Regions from separate parts of the Mus musculus genome. Here region 1 is linked to region 2. Evidence: chromatin loops called from intact Hi-C (ENCODE). Cell type or tissue: left cerebral cortex. All regions are shown on one strand. Links, peaks and the distances in the headings refer to the core of each region. The heading gives the core; the rest is flanking DNA.

Evidence for each region. Peaks named below come from ENCODE experiments on the same cell type or tissue, not always from the same donor. Only the 100,000 strongest peaks of a DNase experiment are listed, where the experiment ranks them.
Region 1: a loop joins it to region 2, with 2.5 times the contacts of the local background. A loop is called at or near these places in 1 of 42 quality-filtered maps.

Annotation. Positions count from the first base shown.
Region 1 is chr14:122,482,179-122,487,439 of GRCm38, forward strand. It overlaps Gm33769 (a long non-coding RNA gene), which reads right to left and starts at 812. Exons shown (of 2, transcript XR_383798.4): 1 at 300-812. It also overlaps a transcript of Pcca not described here. In left cerebral cortex, for the core only: no CTCF peak of the experiment used is centred there; no DNase peak of the experiment used is centred there; H3K4me3 peaks cover 563 bases; H3K27ac peaks cover 3,133 bases.
Region 2 is chr14:122,105,334-122,110,594 of GRCm38, forward strand. Tm9sf2 (transmembrane 9 superfamily member 2) reads left to right here and starts at 1,749. Exons shown (of 17, transcript NM_080556.3): 1 at 1,749-2,102. The coding sequence starts at 1,935. It overlaps A330035P11Rik (RIKEN cDNA A330035P11 gene), which reads right to left and starts at 1,641. Exons shown (of 4, transcript NR_015586.3): 1 at 451-1,641; 2 at 1-108. In left cerebral cortex, for the core only: CTCF peaks have their summits at 1,549 and 2,343; a DNase peak (open chromatin) is centred at 1,706; H3K4me3 peaks cover 2,221 bases; H3K27ac peaks cover 1,382 bases.

The DNA of each region.
Region 1 (5,261 bases), core at 741-4,740, 380 kb after region 2:
TAGGCTTTGTCCACAGGAGTTATCAGCCCGTCGGCTTGGTCCAGTTTCTCTGTTTGGCTTTTCTCTTGGCCCTCCGAATTTCCGGAGGCTAATGAGAGAAGAGGGAGATAGTATATGTGCGAAGAGTGCCAAAGATGCCAGAATCGCTGTACTTAAAGGGTGTAGCAGTTTGGCGCCTGAGTCGGAGAGCCTGGCGGTGATGAGGTTGAGAGTGGGGATTAGGTGGGTGAGTGGAGATGTCCGAGCCCTCCCTCCCTCCCTCCCCGTCACCCCAACTCAGAATAGGCCTGAAAGCTAACCTGCCCTTGCCTTCACTCCAGAGCCTCATAGCTGAAGCTGGTCCTGGCCTCCCTCAGGGCCCAAGAGCTTCGCTGTGGGTTCGCTGCGGCGTCAGGACTGGTGTCTCTGCTTGCCACACCGCTGTCAACTTGAACTTCTGTGAACAGAAGCCTGCTCCCTTCGCGCTCAACTCCATTCACCACAGAATAAGTCCCTCTCACCACGAGATTCGCTTTATCCGGAGGCAGCTGGAGCTCCCTCGGGAGGCCCATCATTATTATTATTAATTATCGTGATCCTCGCTGCATTATTAATGGCCACAAGGATAACGGGCATGGGTATCAGCTTCTCCCAGTTCAGTGATGTCCTCCGAAGTCCCCGGCAGGGAGGAGGTTATTCCCAGCTCAGGGGCCGCGTCAGTTCTGCTTGCGGCAAGGGCGAGGGGAGGCAGTTACAGTCGGGACACTGCGGGACTCCAGTAGAGAAAACGCCACCCTGGTACCCGCACACCATCCTTAACTGCCCGGGACCCCTTTCCTCTCCCCTCTGCCGGCACCTTGGCTCTTCCTCCACCCCACCCCCTATCCCCTTTGTCTCTTTTTCAGACGGATGTTTTCAGTCTCAAGTGTTTTTTTTGTTTTTTGTTTTTTGTTTTTTTTCTTCCGCACAAAATCCTGAGATCAAGAGTAGCTCACAGGCTGGACGGGGGCTCGGGTTTCTCCAGGCACTGTGTTATTTGCTACATCGCTGCATTAGACTAGGAAGGCTTGGGCCATCCAACTTGATCTTGCCTGGGTTGGTGGGTCTAGGGAAAGTATGTCTGAGTACTGTTGAGTTCATTGGTAGCATAGGAGGCTAGAGACAGGCAGAGATTTTACCAAGTATGCATTGGACACTCAGATCCTACTATCCCCTAAATCATGTCAGAAATAATTCCAGGGATGTTAGGCCCACTTCCAAAGTTTAGGAAATAAAGGCCTCAGAATAACAAACACTTCACTAAGAATTGGTTGAACTTTCAGATAGGTTTTTAATTTTTAAAAATGTTGAAATAGGAACATGCAAGGAAAGCTCCTCTCAGGATCCAAGCAGGGCTCGATAAATACTTGTGGGTTGATTATAATCTGATGCCCCAGAAATTTGCAGCTCCACATCCATACATCCATGAGTACCTCAGCAGACAAGTCAAAATGAAAGGTTTCTATTTTTAACCTGCAGCTCAGAACTAAGACCATAGAAATGTCATTCTCCTTCCCTCCACTCTCTCACTTCCCCCTCCCCTCCGGGGATAGTTGCTGGGCTTTTTTATGGGGGGGGGTGGTCTAGATCTTTCCAGACTAGATCTGAGTGGCCAAGTATCAGAAAACCTCAACCCATTCCGCTGAGTCCCTGAGGAGGGGAAGGCAGCCATGATGATAAGGGTAGGACTTAACAAATGAGACCACCTGTAAAGCCAACTATAGGGCAGCCCAACCCAAGTGTCGGAGTTCATGGTCAAGGCTGGGGGTCACTAGGGGTAAACGGGCCCTTGTCGCCTCTGAATGGCCACTGCGGAAACCTCTGGCAGTGAAATTCCGGGCCAGGGTCCTCCTGCTGCCCCGCCTCTACAAGATGCAAGATGCTAACTTTGGGCACTGAGGTCACTAAGCATGCCCCCAGCCCGCTTTCCTTTTGTTTTCAGGGCAGAGCCGCTTTTGAAGAGGTAACACTTGACCTCTCCTTCAGCTTTCTGCTTCTCTCCCTATTTGGGTCCAGCATCTCTCCAGCCCCACCTGGCTTAACACAGCCTTCAGACAGGCTTTGCGGGAGTCCCTTTACTCTGCCGCTCACCCACACAGACACACCTTTCGCGCTCCCATGCCAATACACATCATCCACTCATATGCTCACCTCCTGTGGCTTCCGAATCTCTCCACCACCGGTTCACTCCCGGGTGGGAAGGACCTGGGGCTGCAGAGATGCGCGTGGGTGGCACAAGACCAGTAAGCGGTTGCTCACTCCCCCTTATTGTCCTTGGAGGGACCACTGCCTGACCTTATAGGTGAGGCCCATTTCTTGAATCTACAGGTTGAGATGAGGACAGCGGCGGGGTGGGTGGGTTGGGGGAGTGGGGGTGGGTGGGTGATGGGGGAATACCTGCAGTTGGCATTCCTAGGCCGGTTACCAGGGGCTGTGATGGGCTAGATTGTCTTACCCACCTGCTGCGCTCTCTACTTTCCTGGTGTGTGTGTGTGTGTGTGTGTGTGTGTGTGTGTGTGTGTGTGTGGTGGCAGGGAGTAGTTTTTCCTCCATCTATTAAGGGGATGGAAAAGCTATGTGCCCACCCAATAACCCTTGCCTTAGTCTCTTCTTCCCCCACTCCCAGTCCCCCAAACCCCAGATGCTAAGTCAGTGGCCCTGGGGAGCAGAATGGAGCAGCGTCTCTACAGAAGGAGGTGGATGGGGATGGTAATAATGTTAACAGCAGCAGCGATAACCTTAGTAGTTGAAGCTTCTCCAAGCTTCTCTCGGAGCTATTTCTCCAAGGCCTGGAGAGGTCTGGAGCACTCCTGACCTGGTACGACTGCAAGTGGGCATTGAGTTCCCTTTGATGGGAGCAAAGGGCTTTTTACTGCTACTTTTCAGTAAAAATCCAAAACCTGTTGCGGTGCCAACAAAACCACTGCCCTAGAGCAGAGCCAGCTTCTGGATGCAGGCAGCCCTGGTGCATACTGCGCTGGATTTTTTTGCTTTGTTTTGTCCTCTGGGCCCAGTGGGCCCACAGCGGTTTGTGTGGTTTCCTGAATCCTTTGGAGTTGGCTACTTCTGTCTGCCCACTGTCTCCAGCCCCCTTTTCCCTGCCTGTCGCCTCCCCCCCCCGCCCCCATCCCACTACTCCCCGCACTTCTATGAATGGCGGATTTAATGAGCGCGGGTGCCGCGCTGGCCGGTGGTTCTGAGGATGCTCTGACCTGTAGGGAGGGCGCGAAAGGTCAGACTCACGCAGGGCCGGACTCGGGCTCCTCCCAGGCCCACGCTGCTAGGATATTGATCCTGGGAGAAAGATAAACAGGAGAACTGGACATTCGGCCACGAATACTAATGAGCCAGGGTAGAGGTTTTAATTGCTGTGGACTTCCTTTTTCCAGTTAATCTTTATTGCAAACTTCTCTGGAGTCAGCCTGCCTTTTGTGTATTTCTCGTCCCTTCCTTTTAGTTTCCTGCGAAATGCTTAGGCGAAAGAGACTTGTTCGCTTTACCTTTTCTCCTTCTCAGTGTTCATAAGCGCTGCAAGAGCCGTCAAGAACAGTCCTTGTTCTCAGAGTGGCTCTGCTCACTAATTCTGGAAATGTAGGGGGATCCTATAAAATAAATTGTTTCAATATGGTTTTGCCAAGCCTGTTTCTTGACTTCCTCAATCTTATTGTTTCGAAGACTTGTATGTTCTTGTCCTTAAACTTCCTCTTGACAGTTGCATCTTTTCTCTGGGCACCCAACCTCTTCATAGCTCCTCTCCAAACTGGTGCATTCTATCCCCCAAATGGTCTCATTTCTCAAGCCTGTAGGCTTTGGCTCGGGCTTTATCAACCGCAGTGTCGGAGTTTTCCAGTGAAGCACTGAGTATAGGCAAGCTAATTCACTAGCTCTCATGAATTTAGTGTTTTCTTTGGTACCTATGAGCAATACTGAAACGTGAGACAGGAACCTAGGGGAATTTCAGAGGGACGTCTGTCTTCCTTATTCTCGATGTGTATATGATAATTTAGTTGTAACTGATTTTTTAAACACAAAGGTATTTTGACCCCTCCCTCCAAATTGTATTAATAGATGGGAAATCTCATAAAACAGTTTGGCTGTGTGATTAAAAGAGGAAAAAATGGAAACCCATTTTTGGGGTAGGGTATATTAAAATGTGTTGAAATCTATGCGCGGGGGGGGGGGAAGGATCAACTGTGCTAGAGCAATTTTGAGCATTATTCTAATTCTTAAAGTTTTGGACAAAATAATTTCATATCATTGTAATAGGTCCCAGCAGTGTACTCCCCTGAGGATTTTATTTCACTTACACTTTTTAGTCTAAACTTTTTTTCTTCTCACAATGATTTATTATGTAGGTAATTTTAGGGGATACAGTTTACAGCTTGAATTATTAGACTGAACACCTCTGGCTGACACTACAACGCCTTTTTTTTTCTCTGCCTGCAGCTGTGAGTCACAACCCCATTTTCATACCCAACCTCTGCACATTCCTTCACAATGTATACTTCCTTCTTGCAAAGATCAAACATGCTTTGGTCAAAGTGTTTATTTTAAAATGCAGGAAAATTAAAACTAAACACAGCTCTACTGTAAAATCCCCCAATGTATCATATTTTCCTCCTCCTGTGGCCACACAAAAAAGTAAGAATTTGCACCAGTTTCTGGAATCAAATTTTGAACTGAAGCACAGTCACATATAGACAGAGTTTTTTATTTTATTATGGAAGCATGTCAGAAAACCTCCCACTTTTGTTCATGATTGGATTCTGGTTTGGATGTCTTTAGATTTTACTTACTATTTTTTTAAAAAATCATAAGCTAGAAAATAACATATCATCAAGAAGAAGAAGTTGACAAACCTGTTTTATTCACCAAGCTATATATGCCTCATTCCTAGTTCACTTTCTGTCTTAGTTCTTGCCTTTTAATTATATCTTCCAGGAGGTAACTTTAAGGGAGGAGTATATTTTGAAGTGTTTGCCAAATGAGAAACAAAAGGTCTCTTAGTTACTCAAAGCAAGTCCACAATTTCCAAATATCTCTGTAGGTCTCTGCTGTGTGTACATTTCCTTTTCTTTCAAATTAAGGTGGAGAGAGAGAGAGAGAGAGAGAGAGAGAGAGAGAGAGAGAGAGAGAGAGAGAGAATATGAACCAGTCTCTTTCAGTACTCAAATCATACAGAGTGAGTTTTACCTGTGGGTTTTGGTGGACATGATACCCTTCTGTAGTCTATCTGATTTGCT
Region 2 (5,261 bases), core at 530-4,529:
GTGTCCTCCGGCGACCAGGGCCGAGCGAGCACTTCTAGTTTGCTTCGCCTTCGTCTCTCCAGGCCCTGCTGTAGAGTTGGAAGATGCAGAGACCAGGCCCCTGCAGCCCTGGGAAGTGAGACAGTGAACAATAAACACGATCGTTTCCGAAATTGGTAGACACCGAGGAGCAGCGGTGGAAATGGGGGACACCTACATTCTACATTATCCCTCTTAGCACAAGTAGAAGCTGGGGAGACCTACAGAGTGGCCTAGCGTGGTAGGTAGGAGCCTAGAGACCACCAAAAGAACTCAGTGGCACAGCGAGCAGCATGCCAGCTATGGACAGTGAGATTGTCACAGGTAGAAAAAAGTAGTAATGGCAAGGTTGGAGCGGGAGCTACGGCAGTGAAGGTCTAGTTTGGTATTATCAGAAAAATAGGTAAGGTGTGTGGGGGGTGTTAATCCTACCTCTTTATATTTGGAGACAGCTGCTTCCTTTTTCGACAAAGGGCGTTGTCTTGACTTAGCCCAAAGTTCAGTATGTGCATGTATTTGAGATGGTGTGCGCTGATGGACACGCCTCCTTTTGTTATAAAAGTGGTCAGGACCGCCTGGGACAACTACTATATCACCTATTTTTTTGTGATATAGTATTTTTTAACTTAATCTTTACCACTCTTTGAGAGGGTGAGCACCCTTGTCTTCTCTTCTAACTTTCATTTCTCCAGTGATGAACCCATGCCCAGAGGCACATCGCTAGATCACAATGTTCCAAAGCCAGGACGCTCAGCCAGTACAAATTACCTTTGATGTTAAAGCTCTTTTTAGGTATGTCAGTAGTTCTTTCTGTAGGTGCTAGAGCCATTGAAAATCTGGTTAGTTGTAAACTTTGGGGAAGGGAGCAATATATGAGCACACAGAAAAAATTTAATAGCATGAGACTACAAACTTTTTTGAATTTACCTATTTTCTGAATTTGCCTTTTCTTGAATTTGGGGGTTACAGTCATCCAGGACTGTGTTTTATATTCTAAGATGATGCACTTGGGGAAGAATTCGGTTGAAGTCTAAAACTCCATGGGCTTTTTATGCTAAACTTTTCTCCTCCTTGAGCATAATGCTTGCGCACTAACACAGAGACATAACCATTTCCCATTATCAATGGGAAAAGCTATGCACCTTGTCGAAGAGTAATAATGCCGTAATAGTCTTCCTTAACACGACTGCTTTGCTTAACTAAGCCCCGGTATCTTCATTGCAACCTGCCATTGCTACTTTATATTTACTACCCTCTCTCATCTATCTCATTTCGACTTTCTGAAAGATATGTTTGTTGTGTGCACACTTCTCCCACACAAGAATGTCCCAGCATTTCCGATGCTTAGGAATTATTCTTGCAAATAACCTCTAAGAGCTGTTTAAAGATTTACGAACCGCTCTTTCCATTTGTTCCCTTACCCTGGCCCCAACTAGGTAACCCCTGAGCTCTGCCTCATCGACCAACTCGGTCTCCATCAGAAAGTACTTGGTTCATCAGTCCTGAGCGGACTGACGGGTATGAGGTGACAGAGGGCAGAGAAGAGGTGCGCCCGAGAAGCGCGGCGCTCTGGAGCGCCACGGTGGAACCTGGAACCCGACTGTGGGTGCCGGAAGCGCGCAGGCGGAAGTCACCCAGATCCCGGAACGCGGATCTCTTGGCCGCCCCGCCCGGAAAGAGCCCGCTGCGCTTGCGGCGCCGGCACTGAGCATGTGCGTGCGGCCCCGCGCATGCTCCGTGGAGGCCCGCTTCGGTTTCTGTCGCGGGGCCCGCGGTGTCTCCTAGCGTAACCGGAACTAGCCGTTGCGGGCCGGCCTTCTCTGCGCTCGGGCCTTGAGGTGATCTCCGAGCGCCCCGGACCCCTCCTTCCTCGCCGTCCCCCTCGGCTCGGCCGCTCGCCTCTCACAGCCGCCGGCATGAGCTCCAGGCCGCCAGCGTCGCCGCCAGCGCAAGGCTCCAGGTTGCTGCTGCTGTCGCTGCTCCTGCTAGGGACGGTCCCAGGCCCGCGCCCGGGAAGCGCCTTCTACCTGCCCGGCCTGGCGCCGGTCAACTTCTGCGCCGAAGAGAAGAGCAACGAGTGCAAGGTGGGGGAGGCCTGTCGGGCTGCGCGCCGCGGTGGGAGCGGGGTCTAGGAGCGGGGTCAAGGAGCGGGAAGGGGCGTAGCTGTGGGTGGGGTCGCATTTCGAGCCGCGACGGGACGGGGGCCTGCGGACCCCGGGTGGTCCCCGCGGGCTCGTCGCTGCAGCTCGGGGCGCTTTGCCCGGACCCCGGCGGCTTGCGGAGCGCCCTTGGACTGGCCTGCACGCAGGTACGCGGTGACCCGATGCCCACACGGGGCGCTCCCAGCCGAGCGACAACTTCCAGTAACTTAATTTCGTAGCTCACTGTTTTATTGCACTTTCCTAGAACTCCTGGTCATGACGGCTTATTCTCTCTAGGACTTTGATACCGAACTTCAAGAATACTAGTTGATCATTTAACCTGTGGATTGTGACGCATTCTAACCCTCCTTGAAAACCGCGTTAATAAAGACTAGTTGTAGTTAAGTTTAGTCCCTGGCCTTTAAATTTTTTTTTAAGCTATAAAATTTTTAAGAGACCCCCAAATGGGTTTCTCCGCGATGGCTTTAAACACTTAAAAAGCAGCAGAGAGCGGGAGAAAGAACCTGCCTTGAAAATGTTGGTTTCGTAGGCCATCCGCCCACACGTTTTTCAGTTTACCAGCTGAAAGCAGCTTTTAGGTATCAGGTGTAGAGCATCACAATACACCATTATTTCGTAAAGTTACTAAAACTTAACCATTTGGAGGATCCAGGGCCTCTCAGAAACCGTTAATTTTAATACTTCAAATAATGGTTAAGAAAACGTTTACACTTTTTATTTACTAAAATTTTAAGCTGGTGTTTATTTTATGACTCTTAGCTATACCACAGTTGTGAATTTTGAGGTTGTTTTAGAGTATTAGGGAGGCTATTAAAGTTTTCATGGCATTTTGCAGCTTCTCTTTAGGTTTGTGGGCTATCCTGTGTGGCGTTAACATGGTCACTACAGTTTTAGAAAGAAACAAACGTGTATCTATGACACGTAAGTCGTAGAGGGTTCAATAATGCCTACCAATCGGTAAGATTCACCCAGGCACACAGTCCATTAACTGTGGTACCCGGAAAAGCAGGAACTTCTGCCTCCTTCTAGAGAGTTCTGACCTAAAGTGAGATCCAGTCTTACAGGCACACTGAATTTTTCTGTTAAATATTTCAGAAGCCAACCTTTATAAACAAGTACTTGGTCTGTAAATGAACAGTGAATGTGTGTTGTATTCGTAATTTCTTAGAGAAATACATTCCTGGCTCCTCCATCAGCCACTGGAGAACAGAGGCTTATTAATAAAATCTGATGTTACGAAAGGTATGGTCCACATACCTAGAGAGCATAGATGAGGAAATGTTTGTGGATTAGAGTCTTCTGGAGAAGCAGCAGAGATGTGACACTGGACACGGACTTTAGAGAGAAGTGTGAGTGGATTTGTGGGTGATTTGTGTTGTCTCACAAGGTCTTTAAGTGTCCTTTTGAAGTTTCTGATCCTTTGAGGGTTTGACTTAGATAGGTGTGGGGATGAAACAGGCAAGACAGATCATATTCTGGATGTTGGCTTGCTGTCCTTGTTCTCAGCTACTCCGTTAGCAGTAGGAAGAGGGCAAATGTCCCTAGGCTCTTCTCTAACTAGCTGGCGTGGAGACTTAGACATCTTCCCTTTTCTCTCAGTAGGGAGCTATTCTGCTTAGTAAACAGTTTAAATTTTTATTCCTGCGGTCAAGATGGTAACTTTACAAACATCCCTTCCCTCTTTTCCAAACAGAAATTTACCTCACAGTTTGGGAGGCTGAGAAATCAAAGTTTTAGGTGCTCACAGATTTAGGGTCTGGTGAGGATTCATTTTCTTCCTCGTCCATGTGTATGTATGCCTCATGTGGTGGGAGGGATGAAAGAGCTTCTTTAGCCTATTTTTTGAGAACACTAAACCATTCATGAGAACTCTGTCCCCAGGACTTGGTCATCCCTAAAAGGCTTTCCTTCATAGTACCATTGCCTAAGGGTCTACTTTTTCAATACAGGAACTGGGGACAGGAGAACATAAACATACCACTCCATATTTCCTGAGGGGACAAGAGTGAGCAGAGAGGTCCTTGATGCTGTTGATATGATTTCTGGTTCTTTCCCCACCTCTATAACACAGGAATAATTATGTTTGCTTATGTGTTTCCCTTGAAAGGTATTTCAGATTTCTTAGGAGAAACACTGTCTTTTACTGGTTGAGTGCAGAATGAAGCAGGTGTAGCTCAATGCAATGTGTGCAGCACCGCATAGTCTTATAGCTTCTGCTATGAAGTCCTCATCCCACATTAACTTGGTATGGATTGCCTGATGATTTCACTATTTTGTTTCCTTAAAATTGTTGTATAAGCCTTTGGTGTCTGGGTACACCTTTAATCCCAACACTCAAAGACAGAGGCAGGTTTATCTCTTTAGTTTATGGCCAGCCTTGTCTACATAATGAGCTGTAGGACAGGGCTATGTAGAGAGACCTTTTGTCTCAAAAGCAGTAACAACAACAACAACAAAGTTTTATGTTTAATTTTCTGACAGAGAAATATGAGTTCATTAAACCTAAAATCCTATTTATGTTCTTCTAACTTCTGATATATGGTCTTCGCCTTTGTAAATGAGTTTTGTGATTTACTCTTTTTTTTTTTTTTTTACATAATACCATTACATGTGCATACATTTAAATATCCGTGTAGTCATGAAATGTCCATTCTTTTATTTGTTAGACATGGGAATATTTTATTCTTAACACTCTGCTGTCTGTGGGCTTGCTTAACCATTTATGCTTGCCAGGCATTAGATTGGTTCTAGCATTTCTCTGTTGTAATCAGGAATTATTTGTGCATTCTTTTTAAAGATTTATTTTTAATCATGTGTGTCTATGTAGATGCATATAAGTGTGGGTTGCCTACAGAGGCCAGAAGTGTCAGAAGTTACAGGGTGTTCCAGATAGCAGGTGCTCCATTTAGTATAAAAGTTTTGATTCCTTCAGTTAGTTGCCATGTGCTGGTTAGTTTTGGACTGAGTGTCCTTGCAGTGTCAAATGATTAAGGATAGTGACAGTTCACCTTCATGCTTTTAACTGTTAAGTATTTGGCTCCTCAGTGTCAATTCAGACATAAGAACTAAAACAGCATAAGC